Linked DNA regions of Homo sapiens: regions 2 and 3 are each linked to region 1. The links are chromatin contacts, found by Hi-C or POLR2A ChIA-PET in ENCODE. All regions are on one chromosome and are shown on one strand. The core of a region is the stretch at or near the end of the contact, and the rest is flanking DNA. Distances in the headings are between cores, read along the strand shown. Region 1 overlaps GALNT10 (polypeptide N-acetylgalactosaminyltransferase 10). Region 2 holds the start of LINC01861 (long intergenic non-protein coding RNA 1861). Region 3 overlaps LARP1 (La ribonucleoprotein 1, translational regulator).

Region 1 (2,752 bases), core at 147-2,646:
TCAGAGCTGTGGTGAGGACCAGCCTTTGGCAGCTGGAGAGTACTCCCCTTCCCTCCCACACCCCCCCACCCCACAACAAAGAGTGGCCCATGAGCCCCTGTCTTCTTCACCTGATGGGCAGAAGGGCTACAGAACCCTGAGGCCTCCAGTCTTTCCAAGCTCAGGCAGAAGCTGAGACACCTACTGGGACAGGCACTCAGGAGGCTGTGCCAAGAACGGGGCGTCTGGAGAGCTGGCTCACCTTGAAGGAGATTTCATACTGCTCCCCTCCCCAGATCTCCAAGCCTGGGTCATACCCGCCGAGTTCCCAGAACCACTTCCGATCCACGGCGAACAGTCCACCGGCCATCACGGGAGACCTGTCAGAGAAGAAGAACATGGTGTGAAGGTGCAGATGTCCTGGCCACATGCTCTCATGTGGCCCGATAATGCCATTCCCCCAGCGGCGGTGTTCCATGCTGCTCCCTGAACACAGTCCAAGTGTCTTCCAGGGAATCCAAGGCCCTTCCAGGCATCCCCCTTTCTTTCCTACAACTTCCTTTCATAAGAGCTACATTTTAACCAAATGGGACCCGAAGTTCCTTTACACAATTAACACCTAAGAGTACTTGTGAAATGAAATCACAGTACTTTGTCCACATGGGCCCTGTAGCTGCATCATAAATATGTACATGTTAGTCCTCTCACTAGTTAAATGGTCCAAGTTGGGGGTCTCTCCAAGCCTGTCTGTGTTGTAGAATCTCTTAGAGAGATGAAAAAATATACAGCTCGCTGGGCCCCACCTCAGACCTGCTGAAACAATCCTTGCGGGAGGCAGCCTAGGGCTCTGTGTTTTTGAACATGCTCCTTTGACAACTATTACTCAGTAGGCCAGCATGGACGTTTGTTCTGCTGTGGTGTTTACAGAAGAAGCCACTGTCTCTGTCTTTTCAGTTAAACTGGGAGATAAGATTAACTCCATTCATTCATTCTCTAATGAGTTTGTTCATCCCATGCCAGTTGTGAGGGAGGTGCTGGAAGAATCTCGAGGTCAATGAGAGTCCTTCAGGAGATGTTGGTGTAGTGGGGCAGCCCCCTCAAGACAGAGGGTGCATAAGGGACTCCGGGAGGTAGAGACAGCATTACAGGAATCTGAAAGGAGTGTGTCTGTTTCCAGCTTTTGGGGTAAGGAGGATGGCTGGGGCAAGGGTCAAGGAATGAGGCTCAGGGGAGGTGGCATTTAAGTGGGTTTGGACAAGAGGAAATTTGGGAGAGGGAAAGGCACTGAGGGGAGGATAAAACGTCAGCAAGGACACAGAGACGACAAATCATGCAGTACCCACGGGAACAGGAAGTCCGCCTGGCACCGTGCTAAGTGAGGAAACGTCATGCTGCTGACTGTCAGCGTCCCCCAGGGTATCTCGCACAAGACTGGCACCTGGTAGGGGCCAACCAGCGTTTGCTGTGTGAAAAGCTATCAGAGTGGCTGCATCCTTGTCTGGATGCACTGGAAAACTCCAAACCCTCAAATCCAAACATTCCAGCAGCAACCTCCATTCCCCCTCCTGGTCCCTGGAAGTGCAAGCTCATGGGAAGTAGGCTGATCGAATAAGCTCTTAGTCAACCCAAAAGCTGCCCAAGCAGCTCCTCCTTCCAGTAGCAGATGAGCCTTTACAGCACAGGCAGGACTCCTTTAAAAGGGGAGCCCCTGAATATTTACTGAGGGCTTGAATATGCCGGGTGCTGTACGGAGCTAATTTATTAATAAAATGAATTTACTCTTCACCTCGACCTCATGTGGCAGGCCTCATTATCATCACCATTTTACACATGTAAAACTGGAGTGCAGACAGGGAACTTGCTCAAGGCCCCATGGCTAAAAAGCAGCACTGCTGGGATGTGAATCTCTAATCTAAGCCACAGTTCACACCCCTCGCCACCACAATATACTGCCTCCAGGCAGGCAGGAACACTCGAGAAGCAGGTGATGCATGCAAAGAACAGGGCGTGAGAAATTCGGAACCCTCACTCTCATTTCTGCTTTCCTTAACCTGCTGTGTGACCTGAGATGCAGCGTTTAACCATTAACCCTGTGCTACCCAGGAAGGAAGCCACTGGCCACAGGTGATGACTCTGCACTTAAAATGTGACTGGTATGAACTGACATGTGCTGTGAGTGTGAGATACACACCAGATTTCCAAGACTTAGGATGAAAAGAGTATGAAAGAACTCATTAATAATTTTAAAGTGTTGGTTACATGTTAAAACGATAATATTTGAGGTATACTGGTTTAAATAAGATACATTATTAAGATGAATTTTACCTGTTTCTCTTTACCTTAGAAAATAATATCACATATGCAGCTTGTATTATATTGGACAGTGCTGATTTAACCTCTTTGAGCCCTATTCCCCATCTAAACAATGGAGTGATAGCTATACTTCCTATCCCACGTTGCTAGTGATACGGTTGGCTACGTCCCCACCCAAATCTTATCTTGAACTGTAGTTACCGTAATCCCCAGGTGTCATAGGAGAGACCTGGTGGGAGGTAATGGAATCATGGGGGCAGTTACCCCCATGCTGCTGTTCTCATGATAGTGAGTGAGTTCTCATGAGATCTGATGGTTTTATAAGGGGCTTTTTCCTCTTTGCTCAGCACTTCTCTCTCCTGCCGCCTTGTGAAGAAGGATGTGTTTGCTTCCCCCTCTGCCATGACTGTAAGTTTCTTGAGGCCTCCCCAGCCATGTGGAACTGTGAGTCAGTTGAACT
Region 2 (2,752 bases), core at 111-2,610, 490 kb after region 1:
AAAAAAATCCAAAATTTGCAATGCTCCTGGTCTTAAGCATTTCAGACAAAATAAACTCAACCTGTACTAGGTTAGGTTCCTTTGTCATTCCCATCTGTTTCTGTTTGAGCACTTGATTTTGTGAGTGGTTGGTTACGATGGTCAGTTTAAGTTCCATTTCAGTTGTGTTTGTTGGACACAGGCAAGGGTTGGTGAGTAAGCTCGACTGTCAATTTTTTCACCGAGATACACCAAAGAAAGTGCCTGTTCAATACATCGACAACCTATGTGCTTACAATGCCTTGAAATAACAGTTATAAGCTACATTTTACATCGATGAACTTTTCTTGTATTATTTGGTTTGGAGGTACAAATGTTGATTTAGAGGTTAGGAAGCTATTGCTGTAATGTGAGGGGTGGTGACTTCTGCATGACTGACAAGCTGTGTTTTGTCTGAGTTTTAGATTATATTCCCAGTGTAGTAGGCAGAATTCTAAAATGACCTCCCATGACCCTCACCCTTGTAAAACCTCCTTCCCTTGAATGTAGGCAAAACTTGTGATTATCACAGGCTGTCACTCCCAGGGTTATGTTATGGCATACAGCAATTGTGTAGCTGTTATAAAGGGTAGTAACTGGTTGACTTTGAGTTAATCAAATGGTTGGGCCTCACCTAACTACATATCGGCCCTTTACATCTGAGACTAGAGGTTAAAGATGGGAAAAGTGAGAGATTCAAAGCATGGGGAGGATTCAATGTGAGAAGATTCTCCATTGCTGGCTTTTAGAGATGGAGGGGGCCACATGGAAAGGCCGGAGAGTGCCTCTAGGAGTTAAGAGTGACCCCTGGCTGATAGCCAGCATGAAACAGAGCCCTTAGTCCTATAACCCCAAGAAATGGAATTCTGCGTACAACCATGAGAGCTTGAAAGGGGATCCTTGAGCTGTAGAAAGGATGGCAGCCCAACACCTTAATTTAAGCCTTTTGGGACCAAACAGCAGAGGGCTCAGCCATCTTATGCCTAGACTTCTGATCTACAGAAACTAGGAAAAAATAGTTTTACCGTACTGTTTTAAGCCACTAAGTCTGTGGTAATTTGTTACACAACAATAGAAAACTAATTTGCCCAGTAATTCTCATTGTGAGATCTTAAGTCGAATTGTTTTCTTTCCATCATTGTCAGTTTCCTTGCCTTCAAGTAAGAGGATTTTCTAGTCTAGAACACTGGTACTCATAATAATTATGTATTAAAATCACTTAGATTGTGAGGGGAAGCTTTAAATGTAGATTCCAGACCTTTCTCCTGATGTCCTGAATCAGACAATCTGGGAGCAAGGCTGGGGGCTGCATTGTTGACTGGTTTCCTAGGTGATTCTGATGTTTGTGGGGCTGGATCCCACTGGGCAGGACATCTGCCTATACCCTGGAATAAGAATATACAGTCTCTTCTAGCACTGACAGGTAAAGTTGGCAGGGAAGTCCTTTTTTTTTTTTTGTTACAGTCGGAGTTACAGCCAAGTATATGCAGTGCTCGCTAGGTGTAAGGCATCTCATGAGGACTGTCTACCTTCTCTTGTTAAATCCTTGTGATGAACTATAATGACCTGTAAGGTAGGCACAATTATTAGCCAGTCTTCACTGTAGCTTGAGGAGACAGGGCCAAATTTACACAATGCATAAGGGGTAGAACTGGAATTTGAACCCTGATCTTTGTCATTCCCAGTTGGGGGCTCTTAACCACTAAGTACTCCTGTGCTGTGAAATGGAGTGTCCATTCATTTCTGTATCTGTAGTGCTAAACACACTGTCTGGCACGTGATAGATGAATAATAAACACATTTTGCTTATTAAATTCTCTGGAACTCCATTGCGCCACCCAGTGCAGGGCAGTTTTTGTGACAATGGAGAGGGAGGAGGAGGACCTGGCCAGGACCTTCACTATGTAAGGGCTCCCTGCCCACTGCTGCCTCTCTGTGTCAATTCTGCCTCGTTTTCTTTCTCTACAGTTGTCTCTTTATGTCGGATGAGCTAACAGCAGCCACTCCCATACTGTCGGATCCTGCTTCCCTTGCCATAGCTGATTAACCCAGGGTAAGACACTGGGAATTGGAAACTTGGAGTGGAAAGACTCTGATCATAGTGGTCTCTGGAGCCAAATCCCATTCCATGGCAATGTTCTGGTAAGAAGGCCCACACAGCCTTCCCTGCTGCCTAGACCCCTGGAGCCAGCCCACCTCCTTTCTTGAACATTCCAGCATCTTTCCATTAAGTTCCTTTTGTGGCTTAGGAGGTTCTCTTTGTGACAAAGAACCTCTGCGAATGGAGGAGTAGAGACTTGCTGAGCTGGAGGGCATCTGAAATGCCATCTTCTGCTTTGTGTCGTCTGGCTGGGCGAGACAGGGCACTCTCTGCTTGATGCGACTCCTTCAGACCCTTCACACTGGCCCAGTTTTCTCTACTCATTCATGCTCTTCCCCACTTCCACTACCTCTCCAAAATGGACTCAGCTTAGAGGATGCCGTACAAGCCCCACCTCCTCCATGTGAAAGGCTTAAAAGAGCCGTGCCATAAATATTTAAGATATCTTTCCTCTCTGCTTCATTCCCTGACATTTTCTCCACCTTTAATTTTCACTAGTTACAACACAGGACATTCTTAGGGTAAGAAAAATCTATTTTCTGTATGAATTGTCGCAAATTCCAACTTAGTGGTATCATAATAGCTAATATTTTTGTGCTAACTCTTAAAAGCCAGGTTTACTAATGTAAGTTA
Region 3 (2,752 bases), core at 83-2,582, 400 kb before region 1:
GCAAATCGCAGATGCACGAATTACACGTGTAAATAATATGTAGTGAGCATTTACTAGATACCACACACTGTTCTAAACTCTGGGCATGGATTCTCTTAATCTTGATCGTGTTGAATTAGTTTCTTTCATTGGTCCCATTTTAAAACGAGGAACCCAAGACACATGGTGGAAAGGTTATTTGCCAAGATAACAGCCAGCAAAGAGAGGAACAGGATTTGGAGCCAAGCAGTCTGACTCTAAAACCTGTGCTCTTAACCACTAAAAGGAGGTGGAAGAGAAGCTAAGGGGTATAAGTTACAACCTTATTGTAGCCAACAGGACAGTTTCTCAATAGCAGGGATGCCTGGGCATCATTCTACATACTGGGGAAAACCAAAGCCTGTTGCAGGGAAGCCTAAGCTAACAGCTGGACAAGTGGCACCTCGGTGGTTGGAAGTGCCTAGTTTCCCTACCCAGAGAGGCAAGGGAAACTACCACCAAGCACACCCAGTTTGAGTCTAACTCCAGCACTCTGGCACTGGCAGCACTATGAAGAAAGAGACATTCCTTCCAGACCCACCTCCCAGTTCCTCTCAGTTCTCCCAGAGGCTGCTCAGGGGGATCCAGCTGACATGGATTGTGCCCCACCCTCAGCCCCCAGATATAAGGAAGGCCACCACTATCTCCCTAAGCCTGTGTCCAGGGACCCTGACTGTGGAAGGCAGCAATACCATCTGAAGGGAGGGTGAGGCAGGCAGGAAAGAGTGCCTGGGTTATACTACCCACCTGTGCCTGTCCCTCCCAGGCCAGCCTGGGGACAGATTAACTGAAAAGCCTGGCTACTTTCAGCTGTCATTCATCCTGGGGATGGGGTGGAGTCATAGAGGGGAGCCTGGAGACCCACAGGCCTTTCCTCCCATACTGACTGACCCCAGGACCCCCTAAGCAGGAACATTCTTCTATGGAGTAAAGAGAATGCCATGTTAGCCCTCCTCACCTTGGTCACCAGCTGCTGCTGTCGGTACCATCTCTCAGAGGCCTCTCTGCCCAGTCCTCCCACCCAAATTTCCCTAGACCTGCGGATGAAATGCAGGAGGGGCTGGAAGGGCATTCTTAGGGAGAGGAGTGGGCAGAGAAAGGGAAGGAGAGAAATGTTCAGGTCAGATCATCTTGAGTTCCCACTGAAAGGAAGCTGCAGACCACCAGTCAGCTCAGGAATGCAGAGTCTGCATCCCCTTGGCCCGGGAGGAGGAGCAAGGGTGGGCCAGGCTCCAGTCACATGATGCTGGCCAGCCTGGCCCAGCCCAGGCCCAGCCCCAGCTGACTATCTTTAGCCTGTGGTGACCCAGGTGGCCCAGTGCTCCCACTCTCCCCGCCCAGATGTGGACCCAGCCACCCTCGGGTGGCTGTGGCCACTCCCACTGCTGGTACCAGTCCCTGAAATCTTGCTTCAAAGCTGATCAATAATCAACACAGCTGAAATATATCAGCGGCCACTAAAGCTCCTGGCCTCCAAGTGCCAGCTCCCTAACCCAGCCTTTTCTAAAGAGCACATTTGGTTCTAGTTAGAACAGTAATAATAATCACCTTTTACTGCATAAAGACTAGGTACCAAAAACTGACCTAAGTTGCTGTGTATGATTTTACTTAATTATCTCAAAAAGACACAATTATTCCAGTTGTCCAGAAAATGAAACTGAAGGAAGGGACTCGCCCAAGGTCACAATGTTGAAGAGCAAGATGACTGACTCCTCAGATCTAGTCATAGATCTCAATATAAATTCTCCTCAGGAGGCTTCCTGACTGCCCAATGTAAAGTGCCACAAAACCAGCAACTCTGGATCAAGTTCTAACTCAGTCTACAATTTAAGATCTTCAGGGTACTCACTACCGCCTGAAATGGTTGCATCTGTGTGTATCTCAACTCCACTAGACTGCAATCAATTACTGAGAGCTTACTACAGAGGTGTCCAATCTTTTGCCTTCCCTGAGCCACAATGGAAGAATTAATGTCTTGGGCCACACGTAAAACACACTAACACTAATGATAGCTGATGAACCTAAAAAACAAAAATTGCAAGAAAATCTCAATGTTTTAAGAAAGTACAAATTTGTGTCAGGACGCATTCAAAGCCGTCCTTTGGACAAGCTTGCCTTACAATGTCTTTGCATGATGCCAAAGTTTTTTACATGTAGTAGCTCATTTATTTTTCCGTTTTTTTTTTCCTTTTTTTTGAGACGGAGTCTCACTCTTGTCACCCAGGCTGGAGTGCAATGGCGCCATCTCGGCTCACTGCAAGCTCCGCCTCCCAGGATCACGCCATTCTCCTGCCTCAGCCTCCCGAGTAGCTGGGATTACAGGTGTGTGTCACCATGCCCAGCTAATTTTTTTGTATTTTTAGTAGAGACAGGGTTTCACCATATTAGCCAGGATGGTCTCGATCTCCTGACTCGTGATCCGCCCGCCTCGGCCTCCCAAAGTGCTGGGATTACAGGCGTGAGCCCAGAAGGTAGGTATGATGATGATTCCCAGTTAAACAAATGAGCTATGCACAATCAGCTTGCGGGGCTCCCTTGGGCTTTCCTAGGCCCTGGACTTCAGAAGCCAATCGTCTCAGACAGGTTGCTAGGCACACACAACTACACGCACACCTGACTCCATTACCCTGATGTGGGAGGCTGCCAAGCTCAGAGGTTTTCTTCCTGTCCTTGGTGGTCAGCCACCACCTCAGGTAACACAAACTCATTTTTTTATTTTTTGAGACGGAGTCTC

What was found. Hi-C counts contacts between places; a loop is a spot of excess contacts on that map. ChIA-PET counts read pairs that join two places held with the same protein, here RNA polymerase II (POLR2A). Pooled maps may share reads with other maps.
Region 2: a loop to region 1 is called in a pooled map, with 4 times the contacts of the local background. The contact joins the promoter of LINC01861 here to the enhancer-like site in region 1. A Hi-C loop is called at or near these places in 1 of 37 single-sample maps with no recorded cell type and 2 of 50 pooled maps. POLR2A ChIA-PET finds 5 or more read pairs at or near these places in 1 of 52 experiments (H1).
Region 3: a loop to region 1 is called in a map with no recorded cell type, with 15 times the contacts of the local background. The contact joins two enhancer-like sites. A Hi-C loop is called at or near these places in 3 of 37 single-sample maps with no recorded cell type and 4 of 50 pooled maps.

What each region holds. Positions count from the first base shown.
Region 1 is chr5:154,383,920-154,386,671 of GRCh38, reverse strand. GALNT10 (polypeptide N-acetylgalactosaminyltransferase 10) reads right to left here. Exons shown (of 12, transcript NM_198321.4): 7 at 242-359. Among named protein-coding and RNA genes, the nearest start is that of MIR1294, 38 kb to the right of the region's middle. RefSeq lists an enhancer at 1,668-1,817. Within about 2 kb of position 1,396, at least 6 of the 41 ENCODE cell types and tissues checked have a DNase peak (open chromatin) inside an H3K27ac peak, as active enhancers do.
Region 2 is chr5:153,897,595-153,900,346 of GRCh38, reverse strand. LINC01861 (long intergenic non-protein coding RNA 1861) reads left to right here and starts at 1,360. Exons shown (of 4, transcript NR_146729.1): 1 at 1,360-1,441; 2 at 1,987-2,160.
Region 3 is chr5:154,781,056-154,783,807 of GRCh38, reverse strand. The region is part of intron 1 of LARP1 (La ribonucleoprotein 1, translational regulator); the gene reads right to left. Among named protein-coding and RNA genes, the nearest start is that of LARP1, 27 kb to the right of the region's middle. RefSeq lists enhancers at 1,420-1,519, 1,197-1,823. Within about 2 kb of position 1,332, at least 7 of the 41 ENCODE cell types and tissues checked have a DNase peak (open chromatin) inside an H3K27ac peak, as active enhancers do.